Regions from separate parts of the Homo sapiens genome. Here region 1 is linked to region 2. A link is a contact called in ENCODE POLR2A ChIA-PET data. All regions are on one chromosome and are shown on one strand. The core of a region is the stretch at or near the end of the contact, and the rest is flanking DNA. Distances in the headings are between cores, read along the strand shown.

What was found. ChIA-PET counts read pairs that join two places held with the same protein, here RNA polymerase II (POLR2A).
Region 1: POLR2A ChIA-PET joins it to region 2 with 21 read pairs in activated naive CD4-positive, alpha-beta T cell. The contact joins two enhancer-like sites. POLR2A ChIA-PET finds 5 or more read pairs at or near these places in 3 of 52 experiments (OCI-LY7, T-cell and activated naive CD4-positive, alpha-beta T cell).

Annotation. Positions count from the first base shown.
Region 1 is chr12:12,538,100-12,543,390 of GRCh38, reverse strand. All of the region lies in intron 1 of DUSP16 (dual specificity phosphatase 16), which reads left to right. Among named protein-coding and RNA genes, the nearest start is that of DUSP16, 22 kb to the left of the region's middle. RefSeq lists a silencer at 2,361-2,410. Within about 2 kb of position 3,735, at least 4 of the 41 ENCODE cell types and tissues checked have a DNase peak (open chromatin) inside an H3K27ac peak, as active enhancers do; they include OCI-LY7, where a contact is called at or near this core.
Region 2 is chr12:12,010,184-12,015,465 of GRCh38, reverse strand. No RefSeq gene overlaps it. Among named protein-coding and RNA genes, the nearest start is that of BCL2L14, 58 kb to the left of the region's middle. RefSeq lists enhancers at 3,229-3,278, 3,839-3,988, 5,149-5,198, 4,352-5,232, 5,219-5,282 and 1 more. Within about 2 kb of position 3,942, at least 18 of the 41 ENCODE cell types and tissues checked have a DNase peak (open chromatin) inside an H3K27ac peak, as active enhancers do; they include OCI-LY7, where a contact is called at or near this core.

The sequences.
Region 1 (5,291 bases), core at 2,486-4,985, 530 kb before region 2:
CCCTTTGCTTTATTACTTGCTCTCTCTTCATATTTATATATGATACATTTTTCTGAACCATAAGTTGTACACATGGCCCACTATCCTCAAGCACATCAGCAGGTCTCCGAAGAACAAGGACAGTTTCCTACCCACAGTACAGTTGTCAACCCCAGTAAACCTGACATTGATTTAATACTTCTAACTAGCCCACACGTGTATTTCAGTCCTGTAAGTTGACACAACGACATTCTTCATAGCATTGTACTGTCTAGTACAGTCTTAGTTTGCTTGGGTTGCTATAACAACCTTAGACTGGGTAGCTTATAAATAACAAATTGACTTCTTATAGTTCTGAAGGCTAAAAGTCTGAGATCAGAGTGCCAGCATGATCTGGTTCTGGTGAGGGCCCTCTTCTGGGTTGCAGAGTACCAATTTCTCATCGTATACCCAAGAAAGAGAGCTCTCTGGGGGTCCTTTTTATATAGCATGAATCCCATTCATGAGGGCTCCACCTCATGACCTAATTACCCTCTAAAGGCCCCAGTTTCAGATACTATCACAATGGACTTAGGGTTTTAATTTAAGAATTTAGTGGGGACACAAATATTTGGTCTTGCATACAGGGTCCAATTGAGGATCGTGTTCTACATTTACTTGTGTCTTTAGTTTCTTTACATCTGGAGTCATGCCTTGGCCTGCCTGCCCTTTTTAAAAATGACAGTTTATTGAGATACAATTAATATACCACCAAATTTACCATTTAAAAAAAGTTGAGATATAATTTCAGTCGTAAAATTCGTCTTTGAAGGTGTGCAATGCAGTGGTTTTTGGTATATTCACAGTTGTGTAGTAATCACTACTATCTAATTCTAGGACATTTTCATCACCCCCAAAACAAACTCTGCACATTAGGTCATACACCATTTCCCACTCCTCCCAGCCCCTGGCAACTGCTGATTTACTTCCTGTCCCTATGCATTTGCCCTTTCTGGGTATTTCTTTTTTTTTTTTTTTTTTTTTCTCTTTTCTTTTTTTGAGATGAAGTTTCGCTCTTGTTGCCCAGGCTGGAGTGCAATGGCGTGATCTCGGCTCACCACAACCTCCACCTCCCAGGTTCAAGGGATTCTCCTGCCTCAGCCTCCTGAGTAGCTGGGATTACAGGCATGTGCCACCACGCCCGGGTAATTTTGTATTTGTAGTAGAGACGGGATTTCTCCATGGTCAGGCTAGTACCTAACTCCCAACCTGAGGTGATCCGCCCACCTCGGCCTCTGAAAGTGCTGGGATTACAGGTGTGAGCCACGGCACCCAGCCTTTCTGGGTATTTCATATAAATGGATTCATATAATATGTGGTCTTTGGTATCTAGTTTCTTTCCCTTAGCATAACGTTTTTGGGGTTCTCCCATATTGTAGCTGGTATCAGTATTAATTCCTTTTCATGGCTAAATAATATTCCATAGTAGGGATATACTGCATTTTGTTTATCTATTCATCAGTTGATTAATTTTTTTGGCTGTTTATAAATCTGCTGTGAACATTTTTATACAAGTTTTTGTGGGTCCATTTCCTTTCTTAAATTATTTTAGATTTGGGGTATATGTGCAGGTTTGTTACATGTGCATACATTTTCAGTGCTCTTGTATTTACATTTTAATCTGGATGTTATATCTCACTTTACAGAATTTTTTTCACAGTTATTTCTCTCTAGGGTTTGTGGTGGAACACATGTAGACAGAGAAATAGTTGTTAGGAAGACATAGACCTGGTAGTTTGTCACTCTGAAGTGGGCTGTCAGCTGAAAAGCTTGAAGACCATGGGTCTAGACAGACAGCTCATTCCAACTACAACTATCATAGATTGACCAACTCCTGAGAATTTATGCCATTTACCTACCTTACTGGGCCTTCCAATAAGATAGACTAATTTTAATAAGAGTTTCTTATTTTCCCTCCTTAACGCTTTGTGGGAGATACTGTTGGGTGGAAATAATGTCAGTGTAACCTTGTCAAGGCCTGTACCTCTTTTATTCTTCATGTTTGTATTTGTGTGGGGCAGGGGACTGTGTGTACCTGGGGTTGAAGGGAAGATGAATTGTCTTCCCCTCTGCCTTTCCCTCTAAAATCAGTGCCACAGTGAGAATCAGCAAGTGGCCAGGTGCGGTGGCTCACGCCCATAATCCCAGGACTTTGGGAGACTGAGGTGAGTCAATTGCTTGAGTCCAGGAGTTTGAGACCAGTCTGGGCAACATGGTGAAACTCCAGCTCTACTAAAAATAGAGAAATTAGCCAGGCGTGATGGTGTGCACATGTAGTCCCAGTTACTCGGGAGGCTGAGCTGGGGGGATCACCTGAGCCTGGGAGGTTGAGGCTGCAGTGAGCCATGATCAGCACCACTGCACTCCAGCCTGGGCAATCAGAGTGAGACTCCTGGCTCAAAAAAAAAAAAAAAAAAAAAAAAGAAAAGAAAAGAAAAGAAAAAAAAGCAACTGTCTGCCTCCTGAAGAAAGATGAATCTGTGCTAAGTGGCCTCCTGGCAGGAAGCAACCAGCCTTTAGGGACCAGCTGACAGGAAGTTGCCTCCAGAATTAGTAGAAGTTTGCTGGCTGGTGGTGTCGCCGCTCCCTCCAAACCTCTTGACCAGGGGTTATTTGTGAATACAAAGAGATTGTGTAGCACCCTAAGGAGTTGGGGTAGGAGAGCGTCCAGAATAAATACATAGGTGGGATTGACCACCTCCTCACCTCCTCCTGTTGACTTCTAGATGTCACCACTTGAAATTTTTCTCTCCCACTCTTGCTATGTGATCTCACGGAGCCTTATAGATATCTTATGAAATTGCTTTAAAATTGTATCCTCCAAAGATTCCTTGAGCAAAAAGCCTTGCACAGTATAGATGTTCAAAAACTGTTGTGTAAGTGAAGGAAGCACAAGTTAGACCCACTGTACAAGGGAAATAGCTGAATGAGCATTTTCTAACCTAGTGTTCCTTGTATTGGATGTTAATATGTTACGAAAACTCCTGACTCTGGTTAAATACCATCTTTAAAAATTTTTTTAATTTATATTTTTATATATTTTAAGACAGGGTCTCACTCTGTGGCCCAGGCTGGAGTGCAGTGGCAATCATAGCTCACTGCAACCTCTATCTCCCGGGCTCAAGCTCCCCAGTAGCCTTGCAGCAACCTCCATCTCCCAGGCTTAGCCTCACTAGTAGCTGGGACTACGGGCCCCTGTCAGCACACCTGGCTGATGTTTTTTTTTAGTTTTTTTTTTTTTTAAAGTAGAGTCGGGGTCTCAGTATGTTGCCTAGGCTAGTCTCAAACTCCTGGTCTCATTTTCTTTTTTCTTTTTATGAGACAGAGTCTCAGTCTGTCGCCCAGGCCAGGGTGCAGTGGTGCGATCTTGGCTCACTGCAACCTCCACATCCCAAGTTCAAGTGATTCTCCTGCTTCAGCCTCCCCAGCCTCCCGAGTAGCTGGGACTATGCTACCACGCCCGGCTAATTTTTTCGTATTTTTTAGTAGAGACGGGGTTTCACCATGTTGGTCAGGCTGGTCTTGAACTCCTGACCTCAAATGGTCCACCTGCCTCGGCCTCCCAAAGTGCTGGGATTGCAGGTGTGAACCACTGTGCCCAGCCTTTTTTTTTTTTTTTTTAAATAACTGCTGGCCCAACCTTGAGAAGGGTGGTGACGTCCTTTATTTAATGTAATATAGATTGGCTGGAGGCCCGAATCTTGGTTTCCATCATCATCCTAAGTGAAGTTTTACAGGATTGGATTAGAGAGGAATTCTAAAGGGCTGTATGCCCTTGTGATGGTGATTAGCCGTTAGTAATGGGAAATTCCTGGGTGGAGATATTTATTTAACGTGCATTCATAAGCCGGTGAACACTGAACTCTATCTCTCCCAAGCTTTAACAATCTTTCCTTGACACATCTACACCTAAACATTTGTAGATTTTTAAGAAGAAAGATTGGAAACTAGATTGCTTCACCCATAAACCCTGTCTTATTAAACCCTAATTGGGCTCTGTGCCCCAGCATATCCTTGCAGTCTTCTGTTGGGTATCATAAGTGAATTGTTGTGCTCCTTTATTATTATTCAAATTATAGAGGCTGTGACATTGGAGAACTGGATCTCTTACATAATAAAATATTCAGAATTCCAGACTTTCAACATATAAAACATCGTAAGCAATAGATTAATCACAGTGTTACATGTGTCACCAGATTTCTCCTCTGCTCTCTCTTAAACTGCCTTCCAAGTGACCTGTCCCTTGTGACAGTTTTTTAGGAGAAGGTAAAGGATCCACCTCTGCTTGTTCGTGTGAAAAATACTGATGCCTGGGCCCATTCCTCAGAGATTCTGATTTATCATTCTGAGGTACATCTGGATATTTAAGAGCTCCCAGATGATTTTAATGTGTAACTAAGGTTCAGAGCTACTCTGTTAGCCAAAATGCTCCTCCATTTAATCATGTACTGAGTTGTTCCCTTTTTAGCAAATGTTAGAATTTACAATAGGTGGGAGGATTACCTGAGCATTTATTACATGCTTTATATTTTATTACATACTTTAACTGTCTTACTGTATTTTCATGGTGACCCAGGAAGTTGACAAGCATTTGCTTCGAGGGTTCCTCCCCCTTCACTAGAGTCCTGCCGAGGCTGTTGCCTCACCATTTGGTTCTCTATTTCATGCCTGGCATTTCATCTGTAACTTCATGGCAGGCTGGCATTTTGGTGAGGGCAACTCTCCACAGCCACACCCATTAAGTGTTTAAAAGGGTGCATTATTTCTCATCTTTTGAAATATTTTGCGTTCTGTGTTTTTCAGGAGCCTATTAAAATTTGCAGAATGTTTGGTAAGCTCTCTAGGGTTGTGGAAAGCACACTCCCTAGAAGCTATTTTCTGTCTTTTACCACTGATGAATAGTGTGACTTTGAATAAATATGTAACATTTTGTAAAAGGGACATTATTAACTTGCCAGAAGACATGCACTAGACTAAGTGGAAGTCCTTCTTTGGCTATGAAATTTCAGTAGTCTCTGACTTTCTTTAATGACGTGACATGACTGACTTCCCATTTCTCCTCTTACCATTATTTTCAACTCAAATCCAGCTTTTATGCCTCTATGTCCTCCAGGTAAGAGAGACTGAAAATCAGTAGGTCTTGACAACTGATTAAATGTGAACATTGAGAGAAAGACCAAAGATGTCTTTAGGATAGATGTCTTTAGCCAGGCGTGGTGGCGCACGGGGATGCATGTTTTCAAACCTGCCTGATTCTCTGAACCTCCTGGGAC
Region 2 (5,282 bases), core at 2,693-5,192:
TGCTGTGTTCTGTGGCTGGGGCCTGTTTACTACACTCCACCAGCAGTCGTTTCTTTAACCATAGAGCTCGAGCCATTCTGAAAATTATTCCAACTACAACTTGTGGGCAGTTATTATGATGCCGCTGCTGCTGCTGCTGCTTGGTCCCTCTCGTCACAGGAAAATAAACAGGCAGACAGCTCGGGAGAGCCTGTGGCACAGAAGATGTGGTGATAGAGGATGGTGTGGGTGTGTGGTGGGCACAGGGAATTGTCTCCACCCACAAATGTGCAGCAAGGCCAAAACACAGCCCAGAGTTTCTTGGGCCACTTTCCTACCGATCTGGGAATCTCCTCTACACCTCACCTGACAAGGGGCCTTGAGTCTCAGCACTTTCCCTCCTCAAAAAGTGCTCTTCTTTCTTCAGTGACTGCTGTCATGGTCTCCTCACTCCCCACCCAGCCTGTCATGTATGTCTGATTCTCTCCAGGCTAAATGTCTCATTTGTCGTGATTTCTTTCTCTCGCTCTCTTTTTTTTTTTTTTGAGACATGATCTTGCTCTGTCACCCAGGCTGGAGTGCAGTGGCATGATCATGGCTCACTGCAGCCTCCAACTCTTGAGCTCAAGCGATCCTCCCACCTCAGCCTCCTGAAGAGCTGGAACTACAGGCACATGCCACCACACCTGGCGAATTAAAATTTTTTTTTGCAGAGACAGAGTCTTCCTATGTTGCTTAGGTTGGTCTCAAACTCTTGGGCTCAAAGGGATCCTTGCACCTTGGCCTCCCAGAGTGCTGGGATTACAAGCATGAGCCACCATATCTGGCCTCACTGGTCATGATTTCTAGATCCTCCATACTCTTCTTGCCCTTTTGGGGGCCCCTCCAAGAGACACCTCGGTGTGGTGGATAGAACCCAAGCTTTGCCAGGGGTTTGAATCCTAGGCCTTTGGAGAAATTACTGAAACGTGCTGAGCCTCTGTTTCCCCAGATTCAAAAGGAGGATAATAATTACTTTACAGCATAATTGTCATGACTAGATGAGATGAATGTACAGTATGTCTGGCACAAAGTCATCCCTCAATAATATTATTTATATGCCACTTCTGCCACATTTGTTTCCTTTAATGTAGCTGCTAGAATCTAACACACTATTCCAGACAAGGCTTGAACCATGATGAGTACGGTGGGCCCATTTGATCTCCTAATGCAGCCTAATGTGATCTTGGCTTTGGTTGTTGTTGGGGACAGTTACACTACTGGGAGGGCAAGTTGGGTGGGTGTCAAGATACCTGGGTTCCTTTCCAGTTCATTCATTCCTTTCCCATTAAATCTTCCTCCCACTGTGTTCCGTGCAGCAGGGATGCACTGGTGGAAAAAAGACAGCAGGACTCCAGTGAGACAGCCAGGCGGTGCACAGAGTGAAGTGCAGCATACAGTGCCATGGAGGGCCAAAAACTATAAAGAAAAATGAAATGCAACACAAAATAAAGCCGGCTGAGGGATTAGAGGGTTCGGGGGAATTCTGACACTCACCAGATGGGCAGCTGTGTAGAGCAAGGGGATTGACTCAGGTCTGTGTTTTCAAACAGTGTTCACTCAGAAGAGCCCCAGGAGTTTGGGAGGGTGCCTCAGGGGTCTTCATAAGATAGCAGGGAGGGGCGAATTGGTTGGAGGCTGACTTGTTAGACCCCTTTCCCTTACTCCTAACCAGAGCAGCACCTTTAAAAAATTTCTTTTACCGGCTGGCCACGGTGGCTCATGCCTGTAATCCCAGCACTTTGGGAGGCCGAAGCAGGCGGATCACAAGGTCAGGAGCTCGAGACCAGCCAGCTGGAGACCAGCCCGGCCAACATGGTGAAACCCCGTCTCTACTAAAAATACAAAAATTGGCCAGGCATGGTGGCATGCACCTGTAATCCCAGCTACTGGGGAGACTGAGACATGAGAATCGCTTGAACCTGGGAGGCAGAAGTTGCAGTGAGCTGAGATCATGCCACTGCACTCCAGCCTGGGCGACAGAACAAGACTTCATCCCCAAAAAAAAAAAAATTCTTTTACCTACAGGGCCTCTGCATGAAATTCCACTTGATGAATGTTATTGTTTGAAAAGAGCTTGAGACTCTCTGTATTGGATAGTCCTCTACGTTCTCTTCTAGCTCAAAGACTAGGAATTGCTAGGAGTTTTTCACCCGAACTGCTGCTGAACCACATCTTCCTCATTGTGCTAGTGATGGTGCTACTACGAGTGTAGCCTTTACACTAATTGGGTGTGTATTTTTACCTTCTTAGTTTTGGTCTATCCATCTCATAAGCCAAGACAATTTTGGAACATGAATTCTAGCATTCTACATATTAGTGATACTTCCCAGCTTTGGTTTTATCTGTAAATCTGTTTTGGGTACCTTTTTAATCTTTATCCAGGAAGTTTGTAAAAACATTAGGATAGGGCCCAGGGCTGAGACCTTTGGTTCTCTAATAGGGATCATCTTCCAGGTTGATCCAACCATAATCAATAGCCTTTGAAATGTATATGTTCAAATGGCTACAGACCCATTGAAGTATAATAGCATCCACCCAATATTTCCCCCTTTCATCTCCAGACCATCTTCTTTTCTACATGTATTTAATGGCCACTATCTGTCAAGGTCTGGGATTGACCTGGGAAAACAGGGTAAATAAGACACTGGGGTTCGCAGCTGGTAGACAAGATGGAAACAGAAAGTAGTCGTCATAGCAATGTAATGAGGGCTAAGTGGCAATTTGCACCAGGAAGCAAGGGAGGCCATGCCCAGCTTTGCTGGCAGTGTCCAGGAGGTTTTCTCAGTCAGTAAGATGTTACAGATGGTGTCATTCAAAAAGGCATCCATGAGAAATGTCCAATGCCATATGAAATCCGGGTGCGACCTCTCTGGCATCCTTCTGATCTAGGTATTCAATAAACACTTCTCGAATATAATTTGAAAAAGTAGGGAGCATCTAACATGCCAGGGAGCAGATGAAATTGAGGTTGGAGAGGATGGAGGCCAGTCTTTGAGGGCAGAGACAGCGGAAGGATAGTCATAGAAGTGGAAGTGGAGAGGAGAGATCCTAGGTGGCAGGAAATCAGGTCTAGGTATAATAATAAAATGAAGTGGGAGCGAGGCAGAGTAAAGAGCAATGCATCTCTCGAATCTTTGTGTCCTGGGCACCAGGGGGGCTGATGGTGTTGGTACTCAAGGGCGCGAGGAAGGAAAAAGAAGTTTCAGTTTCAGAGGCCTACAAGAGATTTAGTGGAATGTACGTTTTCCCATGCTCTTTTCCCTTCTGATTCTGACTTTGATTTCAGATCTCCTCTAGTAACTATTGAATTGAGAGAGGATGACTTCTAGGTATGCGCCAGGTGCAGTGGGAGATCTGTGATGCGCTCCGTCCTATCTCCCCAGGGAACTCTTATACCATGCAATGCCGTCTGCAGTTCTCAGTACCCTGGCTAGATCTGTTCTCAAGTTTGGCCAGTTTCTTTTTTTTTTTAATTTTATTAAAAAAATTATCTTATGTTTATTAAATTTTTTAAAAATTATTTTCTGGTTTTTAAATCATATTTATTATTTTTTATTTCTTGGCCACCGTTCTGACATAGAACGTGCAAGTGCCTATGCAAACCATTGTATCTGTTGCGGGGGTGACCAATTCATTTCGGTTTGCCTGGGACTTTCCCAGTTTTAGAAACAAAAGTCCTCCCTCCCCCGCCCCGGCCGCCCCATGAATCCCTTCGGTCCCAGGTAAAGCAGGACTGTCAGTGATCCCAGAGGTAGGTGAGGAGCTAGGGGCACTTGGTGTGCACAGCACATCCCAACTGGCACTGGGAAGGAAATGGAATTGCTAGAACAAAGTGCAGCTCCTAAGTCTTATATGTCCAGACTGAGGGGAGTGCCTGGGAGGCCGCAGGGAGGAGCCCAGGGCAGCTGTATGTGGGGAGTTGACCTCAGGTCAGAAGCGCATGGCTGGGCTTGGAGTACAGCTGTGGGCAGGCTGCAGTCGGTCCAGTCACCTCTCCTTGGGGGCTAAGCCAGGCCTTCCCTTTTCTGAGCTCTTGATTAATTTAATGGAGCAACTGAAAGAAGAAGAGGACACAACAAAGGATTGAGCTGGGCTCTCCACCTCTCAGGAGTTTCCTGGGAGCATGTTTTCCCCCAGGAAGCCTTCTTGTCACTGGAGGACATTGATTGTTGCAGGAAGCTGAGGGAATCGAATAGTCAGGGCAACTGTCCTCTGCAAAAACCCTGGGTCAATAAAACCAAAATGACTGCAAGATATCCTGAGAGAGGTGGGCAAAGAAGGCACGTGGATGATTTTTCCTCCTGCTTTTCCCAGCGTTTCTACACACACACACACACACACACACACACACACACACACACACACACGCGCACTTGGGGACAGGTATAGGATGGTTACATTTTGTCTCTCTTCACTTCCTATATGAAGCATAAGAAAGCATTTGGTAAATCTAGTCCTAAGTGTGTTGCCCAAGTCAAATCCAGCGACCCCCTCGCAGCCCCCTCCCCAGAGGTTACATAGTTCCCACAGGGTGCAAGAAAGGGTTATTGAAAACAGCAGGTTTATTTATTTTTTTTCCATAACTTCAGCACTTCTGGTAAATCTCTGATCCAGCATCTAGTGGTTAACCACTGATACAGGAAATGACATTTAACGTTTTTATCACTCAGCCAGAAATGGAAGAACAAGGCGAGTGTGTGTTTAGGGAAGATGGATGGCTGCCCACCACCTTCGTCTTAAAGGCACCCGGCTCTTTTTCTGATTGCAGGGGCTGATAGGCAGCTCACTTCCCCTCTGCCTGCTCGCTCCACTGACGACAATGAGTGGGAATGTCAGGAGAGCAGGAACCCAGGCGTTGTCAGCTATTGATGGGGGTGAAATGGGCAGCATTTGGTTCCCCTTTTTCAGGAGCCGTTGCATGGGGGGACAGGCAGGCCGGAAATGAGTTCGGATGCTCGTGTTCAGGCACATGGAACCACAGCATCAGCCTAGGGTGTCTGAACCCGGGAGGCCACGTGGCCGGGATGAGACTGTGAACAGAGCCCCACTGCCCATTGCTAAGCTGAGGACACTCAGCAGAGACCTCATTAACCCTCCAAGACAACCAGCCAAGCAAGAGTGTTGAGCACCGCAAACCACAGCGAGAGAAATTACAGCTGCTTTCACTTGCAGTTTTCCTTAGTCACCCGGTTGTTCCCCATTTCTTGCCTTTTGGGGATGAGGGGCTTTCAGTGCAGTTACTAAGTGGATTTCTTGTAACA